2 separate regions of the Homo sapiens genome follow, and region 2 is linked to region 1. A link is a loop called in an ENCODE intact Hi-C map of the cell type or tissue named here. Cell type or tissue: Panc1. All regions are shown on one strand. Each heading gives the region's core, and the rest is flanking DNA. Links, peaks and the distances in the headings are about the cores only.

Region 1 (6,127 bases), core at 489-5,488:
CTTATTTATAAGGCTTTGCTCTAGTTAACTTTTCTCTATTTTTTAAACACAATTGCCATTATAAAAAATTATTTACCCTTTCTTGAAGATATGCATTATTTAAATACAGTAACTCAGATGGAAGTAACATTTATTTAATTGTAAATTTTTAATATCTTTAGTTTTAAAAAACTCAAATCATTTGCTAATATTGCCATGTCTTCATTCTTTCTGTCCTGCACATTGGGCAATATACTTAGAAAATGAGAAAAACTTAACTACTTATTTTATTTTAGAAATAATTACAAAATATGTAAAATATTTTAGTTTTTATTGTAAAAATATTTATATTAATATGTAAAATATTTTACTTTTATTGTAAAAATATTTATATTAATATGTAACATAAATTTAAAAGTTTATACAGAATGTTTTATCTCTTAAATTGTTAGATGTATACAAATAAATTTGAGTGTCATATTGTCACCATTATGTAGTCTTGTGGACTAAATTGTGTCCCCCCATAATTCATATGTTGAAGCCCATAAATGCCAATGTGACTGTATTTGGAGACAAGGCTTTTAAAAAGGCAACTAAAGTTGAATAAGGTTATAAGGATGTGGCTCTACTCCAGTAGAATTCGTGTCCTTATAAAAAGTGGAAGAGACATCAGAGAGCTCTCTTTCTTCATGAGCACATGAAGAGGATACATGAAGACAGCAAGAAAGCAGTAATCTGTAAGCCGAAAGAAAGAGTTCACCAAAAACACTGAACTTACCAGAACCTTGGCTGTCAAGTTCTAGCCTCCAAAATGGCCAGAAAATAAATGTCACTTGTTTAAGCTACCCAGTTGGTGGTATTTTGTTATAACAGACTGAGCTGACTAATATATGCAGCCATTGCTAATTTTTCTTACTAAGGATCTAAAGTTCACAGAATTGATTGATCATAATTATTGGTTCATACTCACTGTTACCAGTTGTCATTGCAAGGTCATCTTCTATTTTATGTGTTTATTTAACTGGAGCACTAGACTATTACCAGTAACTTACCTCTCCTCATATGTTCCCTACCTATATTGTCTCCCAAAGTTCTAATATTTATTTTTAAAATTCTCTTGCATTTTCTTTTTTCCTTTGTGTTTTCTTTTTAGTTTTGTTACTAAATAACATATTAGTTTTTTTCTACTACATGTTAACTCCTTAAACTCACTTTTTTTCAGTCAATATTTTCTTAAGTTTCATCCATGTTATTGGTTTCATTGTGGCTCATTTTCGTTGTTGTATAATATTCTCTTTGCTCAATACATCAACGTGTATTAATGAGTTCTGCTAGTGAAAATTTTGTTCTCCGTGCTTTGCTATAATGAATAATGGGCTATAGACACTTTTTTTGCATTATTTTGTGGTACATATGTGCCAAAGTTTGTCTTAGATATATTCTTGTGGGCTTTATTGCTACATCATAAGTTTTGCAAATATTTAGTTTTGCAATATAATTTTAAAATATTTTCCAAAGTGTACCAGTTAGCATTACCACAAATAAATGAGAGCTTGTGAATATATACCTTCCACACCACATGCAATCGTCAAACTTATTTTTTCCAACCAATTGACCATAAAATGGAATAAATGGTGGTCTTGGTTTAAGTTGCTTTGCTTATTAGTGAGATTAAATTTCTTTTCATATGTACTTATTTATGTTATGTATGTTTTTCTTTGATGGTATACTCATTCATGTCTTTTGACCATTTATTGCCTTAAATTTTTTGTACAGATTTTACAAATGCTTTATGTATTCATTATACTAATCTGTTGTCACTCCATATTTCAAAATATCTTCTCCAAGTTTAAATGTTTTTACTTTTTCGATTGTCATTAGAAAATAAACTGAAGGCAGAACAAAGACTAGAAGCCATATTCTTTAACCTCTACTTCCTCTCTCGACTCAGCAGGTGAGAACTTTTGATTTTGAAACTTCAGCTTCTTTATTTGCACTTCTCAACAATTCTCATGTATCTTTTTTTTTTTTTTTTGCTTTCTGGTAATTAACTTTCATATCATAATAAAAATGTGTTTTGTATTATAACTATGTATGTCTTATGCAAATGCTAAAGTCAAATCATAAATTTCATATTGTTAGCATAACAACATATTGTTGGGAATACAGAAACTATTGTACAAAATACTTTGTAAACTTTGTACTGTGCTTTTCTGAATGCTTATAGGTTTAAGATTATTCTATCACTGTATAATATGAAATGGCATAGTAGAGTGGTTACATAGTGAATATAACTAAAGCACTTTAAATATCTCTTTAAAAACTGTTCCTGGCAGTCTTATTAACAGAAGTTATACATATCCTGGACCTCTTAGGCATATATATTTTTAAATAATTATAACACACAATTATTGAAGAACAAGAGAAAAAATAAAAAAAGAGGCGCTACGGGAGGAAATTATCATTCCAAGTCTGAAACATTGATAGCTGAAGTCATTTATATGCTTTCCTGAAGTCATCTCAGCTAGTCAATTTAGTGGGTAATAATTTCAGAAACATAGTGTTTTTTTCTTTTTTTCTGTCAAAGGTCCATTTAGATGAGATCAGGCACGTTCAGGGTGGTATAACCGTAGACTTATTGAACTACACTCTTCATTTACCAGCGAGTTTTATAGAATTAACATAGAACTACTTAAAAATTTTCATTCGCCACTGAATTAACAAAGTTCGTTTACTCTCTAACCCTCTAACAAAAACATTTTATCATGTATTTTGCACCTAGAAGATTCCTAGTTTTCTTTGTAGTTAGACAGACATGACTCTATTACTCTGTGATTATAATAGTTTGGAAGTTATGTTTTCTAAAATATCTTAATAATAAGTTAAAACTGAGTTATTTTAAATGATTAGTTAATAAAATTAACAATGGATACAATATTCGAAGGAAATAAAATGCCACACTTCTTTGCATTATGCTGTGGTTAAATAAAACTAGAAAACTGATAGAATTATCTAGTAATATTTCCGCACATTCATACTTATTGAATAAAATTCTACTTCGGGGTTTTCTGTAGTTGCTTCTCAAAGAAACTGTAGTTGGAAGTGATTATGCAGAGCTATGGGCATAATACGTTCAGATTACTAACTGAAATCAGGAGTGAGAAATGAGATGTGTACTACAATTACTCTGTACTGTACAGTCTGTCTAGACATGCTGGCACAAAACTGCTGCTTAAACATATAATTATTAAGAAAGGCTCCCTTAATTTTTCAAGATATTTAGAAATTAATTGAAATTGATAAAGACAACAAGACATGGTAGCACTTTGAAGTGGAATTACCTAAATTAACAAGTTACATTTATGCTGAGATGGTCAGAATGGATGTGCAATTTTTACATGAAACATATATCAGCAATTATAGCTGTTTCTGTTCCATCACTGTTTAATTTTCTGTTCTCAGTCATGTATATTTATCCCTTGCCCAACACCTAAAAAATGCTAAGAATCCGGGAGGCTTTATGCAGACCTAGTTTTCTGAACACAAAACAGGAAACTATCTCAAATGCTCTTAGTTGATCCATCTTTGTGTTCCAAGCACAATGCCTCGAAAATCCACCTGCTGGAAGTCGGGTGGTGTATGCAAAGGGATGTCATGGTAATTTGAAAACTTTTGAATACAGAATAGAGGCTTTTCCTGACTTCAAGCTCACCACACTGGTTTGTTTGGCTCATTACATGCCAAAACTTTTGATTGATGTGCTCATTTCAGTCACGGGTAATTTTAACTCATATATTAAGTAGCTGCTGCTTCCACTCCATTATAGTTCCTTGTATGGGGCAAATCAGAGCTCGGGTCTTGTCTGTATTGGGCTGACCTAGAGCCATAGTGTGCTTTTGTTTGGATTTAAGTAGGAGGCAAGCTAATATTTCAAAACTAGCAAACGTTTACAATCTCTGCTTTTCTTAATTGTAGGGATCCCTGTGGTAAAGAGCTTTTTATTGCTACCACATAGCTCTTTGGGAGTCCCAACGAAGCCAGAAATGATGTTAAAGGCTTCCTAAAGACATAGAAATTCTTTTTAAATGTAGGAGATTTAAGTGGATTAATACAATGTAACCAATTCTGGCAACATTTCCTCCCCTCTTATCTGTTTTTATTTGTGGAAGTCATTGTGTCTTAATAGTAATTTTTGGTTGTGTAACCCAGTATCTGCAGTACATTTGGGGACTGAGCACGCTTCAGTGCATTACCAGTTTACCATTCATTCTATACAGAATAGGACTTTAATAGGAATCACCACATAAATGGTAGCTAGTGATTTACATTTCTGTAAAATTTTAGGTTCAGTATTAATTTACATCAGCCTGCATAGAAAAATATAAGAATCATTTATTCATATCAGTAACCCTGTCTTTCTTTGAAACTCCTACCTATTCATTATAAATAGCAGAATTAAAATGAGACATTAGGCCAAACTAGTCAGTTAAACACATAAACTTTAATTACAATTGACTTGTTTGATTTAAATTCAAATAACATTATTATTACCATTATGTTATTGTTATAGCACACAAATATGATTTACATTGAAACAAAGCCCTTTCCCCTAATAGAGCTTGAAGAATCTTTCTGGAAATAAATAAGATACACTAAAATGCTCATTTAAAAAATTTGGGTGTATCTCAGAGGATGTGTAATCTGTTAAATATACCAATGATAACAGCAAACACTTTGTAAACTATATAATCCAGGTTACAATCAACAAATACCTAATATGTGTACAAGAAAAACTAGTTTGAAAAAGGCAAAAATGGTTTATATTTTATAAATTGCTCAGAGGAAAGAAACAAATTAGGCTAGAAGCAGTAATTCAGAGGTATATAAGAAGCCTCTTTAAATATTTTGGGGGTCAGTAATTGGTACAAGTGTACATGTCAAGCTAAGCAACGTTCAAATCCTCTTCTCATTGAATCAAATAAAATGAAATTGCCCACGGAAATAAGGGTTGTAAACTTTGTATTATTTTGCTGTTGTATTGTATTATTTTAACTCATGGGATACTTAAGACAGAGTTGCACAATCCAAGATACTGGAGACTTGGGAATGACCTAGTTTTAGATGCCAGTCTGGACAAACCAGACCAAATGAGCATTTTCTTCCTGGAAGTTGGATAAATACATCTTTATGTGTATTTAAGCTTGTGTTACTCAGGAAGGAACTAATTTAGATTTTAAAATAATTTATTTTTAAAATTTATCTGTAAATAAAAATTAGTCTGAAAAAGGGCTGAAAAACTAAGGACCATAAGCCCAATCCGGTAAGCTTCTTGTTTTTGTAAATAAAGTTTTATTTGAACATATTCATGTACATATTATCTGTGGCTTCTTTTGTGCTATAAAGGCAGTGTTGAATTATTGAGACTGTATGGCTACCAAAACCTACATATTTACCATTGGGCCCTTGAAAAATAATGTCTACCAGCAGCTGATTTAGAATAAATATCTTATGTTAAAATATAAAGGCCATTAATCATAAAGTTTGAATGTTTAAAAAATATTTCAGTATTTTCAAATAGAGCTAAAGTAATAATATAATTAAACAATTCAAAATGCATTCCTAAACTTATATCAACATAAGTGTTATAATCATGTTATATTTAATACATTCAATATTACATATTACAGGCCAGAGTTATTCATATCTCTCAAGGAAAAAAAAAGATAACATATAAAATATAAGTTCTAAGAATTATACTTATGTTTATTCATATATTTCTTCATATACATTTTGGTGAAGAAAAAAATATTTTTAAGTTTTCCATTTCCCATCATTAGGTTCCTTTTATAAAAGTAACATAACTCAAACTTTGTTTTGTTTTGTTTTTATTTGCTTTTAGGTTTTTATAATAATTTTTAATTTTCCCATGAAGGAGCACAAGCCATGAAAAAAAAAATCACAGTTTTCCTTCTGATGAAGCACAACAATTAAGAAACTGGAAAGACTCAAATAATGTACTCATTAACTTTCATGCTATGGGTGGCCAAGCAAGAGACAGGCATTGCTGGAAAAAAGTGACTCCATTTAGTTCTCTTTAAAGAAGCCATCAACCAAGCAGCCATTGGTATTTCTCTTCCTTAAACACCCT
Region 2 (6,127 bases), core at 378-5,377, 290 kb before region 1:
ACAGAACCAACAACAAGAGTGCGTCTGCATGTCAAGACTCTGACCTACTGTGTGGGACTCTTTTCATTACTCCATCCTCATCCTCCACCAGCCATAGCCACCGAAGAACACTCACTTATTTAAGCAAACTCTGTTTTTAGAATTGAAGATGATAATTATTTATTGCTTTTTTCAGAGTTTTTATTTTTTAACATTTATTACAACAAATTAGAATATAAGATGATGTGTCACGCCACCTTCCCCCAGAACTGATTCTGCTTATTTGACGGTTTGGATAGAGGGCGGCTTTCCCTATTGCATGCTTTCTCATACTGCATCTTTAGACAAAGGTGACCATCCCATAGAGATAGCGATGCAGATCTTGCTAGAGCTTCTAAACAACTAAATAACCAACTGATGATCAAACATTCATCCATCCCTTTATAAGTTCATTTATTTAATAAATATTCACCTTATTGAATTAGTGGGAAGATAATGATGAATAAGCTATAGTATAGTGGATGCAGTAGAGAAGGAACTTTATAAATCCACAGAAATATATACTTGATCTTTGGGGTGAACTATTGGGTATCATAAAAGCACTTAGTGTGCACCAGTCTGTGTTCTAAATAGTTCACATTTAGGAACTCAATTAATATTCATTTATATCTGAGAGAGAACTATTATTTACCCCAACCTACAGATAATATAATGGACACCCAAATGAATTAAGTAACTTTCTCAAGGTGGATATAGAGTAACTAAATTAAGGCTTGAAATTCCGCTGTCTGACTAAATTCCTCCATGCAGCCAAAGTACCTTGTGTGTGCTATTTTGTCATTCTCAAGATTCTACAATATACATGGTCATTTGTGTGCATGTTTCATTTTTTTTTTTTTTGCTAGATTCTTTACCCTCAGAGAGATAAATCATATTTCATGTATTTGGGCCTTACCCATGGTATCTAGCATCATGTTTTGGAAATAGTTGCTTTACAAACAAATTAAAATCATTGTTCTTTATAAACTCGTAACTAAATAAAAAGTAGCAATAATATTAAACATAAGGAATGAGACAAGCACAATGAGCAAAGATAGCAAAATGTAGGCTCTTGTAGTAATGAAGGAAGATCTCAACACTCAAAGAATAATCCTGCTCTATTGTTAAATCAAATAGGATGTCTAATTAGCTAAGCAAGGATTTTTCTTTCTTTTTTCCTCCCCCAGAAACCCATTCAATTTTTAAAATATTCAAAATTCCTAAATGAAACAATTTTAATCATCTATCTGTAAGTTGGTAGCACTATAGGAAATTGACAGCCTGGCATCAGAGTTAAACACCTTTTTAATTCTTTTTGCTTCTAATTTGTATCATTAGTGCATCTTAGTCTGTCAAAGTAATCAAAGCCATCAGTGTGGGAGAAAAGGTGACTTGTGCGTACGAGTATCATGTATTTATTAATATGATTATTTTAGTCAATTAGTTGAAAAGAACTTATTTGTAATGACTACAGTCACTGACCATGTTTATATTAGCATACTTCCACTATGGTGAAGGTCCTGTCTACGAGTAAGAAAGCTATAGCTAGCATCAAGAAATGTTAAAACAGCTCTGTATTCATGCAGTATGAGGACACACATGTGTGTCCTCTGTGTAAGGAAAAGCAGGGTAGTAAAGTCAAATCAAAATATTTGGGATTATATTTCTTCTTTGGCTATTCTCCAATTAGAATAATATGAGACTTTGTGGGCACATTACCTAGAATGAAATATGAAGTTTCACCCTGAGCATACACACGTGGCACACCTTAACTGTTCACATGAAATGTTTGTCTCCTCTTCAATCTACTACTTTCCAAGGGCTACCATGTGGGGCTAGGGAGAAAGCATACTCTATAGCACAAAGTGAAGATACAAATATCGATCTGCCTTACCTTCCTCTGCTTCTCGTGGTATGTGTACAATTTTATGCCACCACTGTAAATCTTCTGATACTCCTCACTATGTTTGGTCATTCGAATATTTTTTTGGAGATGGAATTTCGCCCTATTGCCCGTGCTGGAGTGCAGTGGTACGATCTCGGCTCACCACAACCTCCGCCTCCCGAGTTCCAGCAATTCTACCTCAGCCTCCCAAGTAGCTGGGATTACAGGCATGTGCCACCAAGCCTGGCCAAGTTTTTGTATTTTTAGTAGAGACGGGGTTTCTCCATGTTGATCAGGCTGGTCTCTAACTCCCGACCTCAGGTGATCCACCTGCCTCGGACTCCAAGAGTGTTGGGATTACAGGTGTGAGCCACCTCGCCCAGCGGTCATTAGCAGTTTAAAGAAACTAACATTTACTTGTTGAGTTTCTAGCATGGACTCTTTTTCCCTTTTTCTCTTGACCACTCTCTGGCTCCCAGAAGAAGAAAAATATACATATGCAAGTATATATGTATGAAATTATATATATATATATATAAAATGTGAAAATATATAGTCATATTCATGGAAGAGAAACATACACTTACACATTTAGAATTCCCTTAGAGGAAGAGCACAATTTAATAGAATGCAGTGTTTTATTTTTAGTTTTGAGAAAGTATTCATTAAGGGTAAAACAGGAAAGACGATCAAAGCACATGAAAGAGAAACTGTATTCTTTGTACTTTCCTTGTTGTCTTGACTGAAATTTAGTCCTCTTCACCTCTTGCCCTACTGGATTCGCTAACCTCCAATTTTCTTCTCCCTATTGTGCTAAACTCAAAAATGTGCCTAGAAACCAAAGAATAAGGTTGCTTGTGACTTGTGTATGTTTGGAATAGGGAATTACCATATTTAAGTTTCTCAGAGATTTTAGAATTATCTCCCCCACCCCAAAGACAGGGAATTTTTTTTTCTTGTTTCTCCCCCTACCCACTCCACCCTTCGCTGTCAATTTAGAAGCTGCCTGAAACAGGCACTGTAAAAACACTGGGTGGCAGTCCCTCTCTCTTCCAGCCACCGATACCAGAATGGACTGTTATCAGGAGCACTCCAGCTATGAAGCACACATTCTTTCCCTGCATTTGCTGGCTGCGCTGAAACTGTAAATTCCACAGGAGATCAGGCAGTTCAGTGGAGACAGGGCAGTGCAGAACAGCAGAAATAACAAGTTTTCCTAAAAGCACGTGTCACCAAACAAAACCATGAGATTTCGTAGGTCAGCTAAAGCACGAAAACTGGAAGTGAAAAATGCCCTGTTCAGTGATCCAGTCAATGGGATTAAATCATAAAACTCCCAACAGTTGTTTTCAGCAGTCTCACCCGTGATTTTATGAGTACAAAGGCCTATGTCGGGATCCCATATTTTTTCCCTTCTTCCACGTCTAGTTCTGCGCACTGTTATCATTTACGTAAGTTTCCTGTAATCAAAGCATCTGTAAGCTTTAGCATGTAGAGTGTCTTGCCATATTCTGTTTCTTTTCTTTTTCTCTCCAAGCATCCCAGCCCTCCCGGCATCCCCCCATTCAAGGCATGAGTCTGTGTTATGGAGCTCCAAAATACACACAGTACAGCTTGCCCACTGAGAATCAGCAGTGTCCCAGAACATGGCTCATGAGTCAGCTCCTTTCAAAACTCCTGAGCACTGCTGGATAGAAAATAAAGATTTTTTTATTCAATTAATTTTAATGATTAAAAATATGACAATGCAGACATTTAGAAAGTATTTAAACGGGCAGTTTGTGGCATTATAAATATTGTAAGCAAAACAAACAAACAAACAAACAGACAAACCCAACAATTCCCATATGGTACCTTTGATAGAAGATATTTAATTAAAATAGCTAAGGCCGTTTACAGATCCTGAGTTTTCATAACAAAGAAGAGGGAGTTTGAGCTGAGGGTCATAAATGATTGTATCTAAATGATAGTTATCTATATCTATGTTTTGTTTATTTTTAACCGTTGATGCTATGACACCAATAGTCTAAGACTACAAATAAATACATAAATAAATAAATTCAAAAAGCAAAGGCCAGTTTTCTTAGCCAAGGGAATTCACCACAGACAGATTCATGTTTCTTAAAATTATTTTTTCTTTATAATCAGTAGCCCATAAAAATTAACAGAAACAAGATTTCCTCAGTGTTGTTACTGCAAAATTAAATAAAACAACTAAATTAATGATTTAAGATCTAGGCTCCAAAATAATGGATAACAATCAGAAAGAACCTACGAGAATTAATTTTCAAAATAGCAAGATTTAAGCAAGGATTCTTTTTACTAACAAATGTCTTCTTTGTGCTAGATTTTGTTGAGGTTTCTTGGAGTTTCAGCAGTGAACAAAATAAATGAAGCTTTGCTCATGGGGACACACCCCACACATAAAACACCTGTCTCTAATTCCAGATTAGATGATGAGATGACCGTTTTGTATACATCATTTATATCCTCAATTAGCTAGTAAGTTATCCTATTCATTGAAGGTGCTCAAAATTTTGCTTTAAAAATGAATTAATTACTGATGTCTTTGACAAAGAGAGTCAGTATACCTGAGTGTAAAGTGATCAGCCAAAAATATTTTTAAATGCATACTTAATTATAAATAAAATACATTAAAATCTATATTGGGACATTAATTATATAACATTTAGATAGGACATCTCTACAGGCATTAATTACTTTGCTTATTTTTCTGCCTACAATTTAAATAAGATTTGTAATAATATACACAGAAACACTAATATTGTACTTTTACCAGAAATTTAATATTGAATTTTTTATATATAAAATGGAAAATCTTGCCCATGTGACTCATACATCGTGCCTGTGACTTTAATGCCTTTAACAAGACAGCCTAATGGCCCATTATTGTTTTTAACAGGCCACCTTAAAATAACCTTTCAGCAAATTTTCTGACATATTTTATCTTAGCCTCCATTTATTTCATTTATATTGACCCTAGTCTCTTTAAAATTGCTGGTTTTTGAGAAACATTGGAGTAAGCACAGCATTTCTGCAAAGACTTTCGGATTCTTCCAGTAATGTCACATTGATGCTGCTTAGTTTTATGGCTAGCAATCTACTCTTCTTTTGGAATCTGTCAGGATCAGAAAAATGCACATTAATCATTTACTATAGGAGCATGTACTGCTCCAAATGTCCCCCATTTCAAGATGGCAATTGGGCACTTGTCAGGAATTACCCACAGCCACACAAGTGGGGAATTGGCTGTGTAGTGTTAACCGTGGACAGCACCTTCTCCTGTAGATAATGTTCTTAGAGACCTAAGGATGGACCTCCATAAGTTGTCATAGGAATACAGGGCTGCCATATAAATGTTCTTTGCCATTGACATACTATAGGGACTGTTTAACTTTCAGATTGAGTTTCAGCCATGGGACAGCTCCAAAGGAGCAATATAGCTTTCAAAGAGTCTTTGGGGGTGGGAGCAACACCATCTCTAAAAGACTTTTTCAGATTAGAGTTAGGTCTAGTAGTTGAGAAATCCAGGAAGATTATGATTCCAAACTAGACAAGTGGTGGTGTGGGAATTTGGGGAGACATTTAGTTGGTTTCTCCCTCAAAGATGTAAAAACACCTTTTTGACTGTTTGACATTATGTGAAGATATGTGGTCCCAGGAAGTCATTAAACAGAAGCCTTCTGGAATAATTTTTACTAACTGAGTATCTTTACATTGCTATTACCTTACAGGCTGCAATATCTTCTCTAAGATTCTGGCCTACATTCAGAACCATTTAATTCATCTCCCTTCTTTTGCAGGCAACTCTTCCTCGTTGCTCTAGGAAATGCAAAACCCAGTGTCAGCTATTTAGAAGGCAAATATTATTTTCCTGTAATATATGAAAACTGACTCATTCTTTCTTAGCAAACAAGACAGCCAAACTACCCAGGAAAAATATGCATGATGTTTCTGACTTAATCCTAGATCATTTTGTTGCTGAAAATATATGATTTTTTATTCTTTAAGTTTTGACCCCTGTTATCCCTTAGATGACTAGGTTATTTATAGCGTAACTGCTATCCACACATCTAGATATGCTTCAGATTGAAGGAGAGAGAAAAAAGAGACTTAACACATCTATTTATTTCATTCTATCTAGTCACATTTCATCCATATCAATTTCATTCTCTTCAGCAGCAAGAGTTTAAAACTGGAATG

What was found. A loop is a pair of places that touch in the nucleus more often than their neighbours do. Peaks named below come from ENCODE experiments on the same cell type or tissue, not always from the same donor. Only the 100,000 strongest peaks of a DNase experiment are listed, where the experiment ranks them.
Region 2: it touches region 1 in a loop (2.1-fold over the local background); 4 of 110 quality-filtered maps call a loop at or near these places.

What each region holds. Positions count from the first base shown.
Region 1 is chr6:94,062,333-94,068,459 of GRCh38, forward strand. No RefSeq gene overlaps it. Among named protein-coding and RNA genes, the nearest start is that of TSG1, 360 kb to the left of the region's middle. In Panc1, for the core only: no CTCF peak of the experiment used is centred there; no DNase peak of the experiment used is centred there; H3K27ac peaks cover 231 bases.
Region 2 is chr6:93,776,258-93,782,384 of GRCh38, forward strand. It overlaps TSG1 (tumor suppressor TSG1), which reads left to right. Exons shown (of 10, transcript NR_015362.2): 10 at 1-363. Among named protein-coding and RNA genes, the nearest start is that of TSG1, 72 kb to the left of the region's middle. In Panc1, for the core only: CTCF peaks have their summits at 2,955 and 3,171; no DNase peak of the experiment used is centred there; H3K4me3 peaks cover 662 bases; H3K27ac peaks cover 4,450 bases.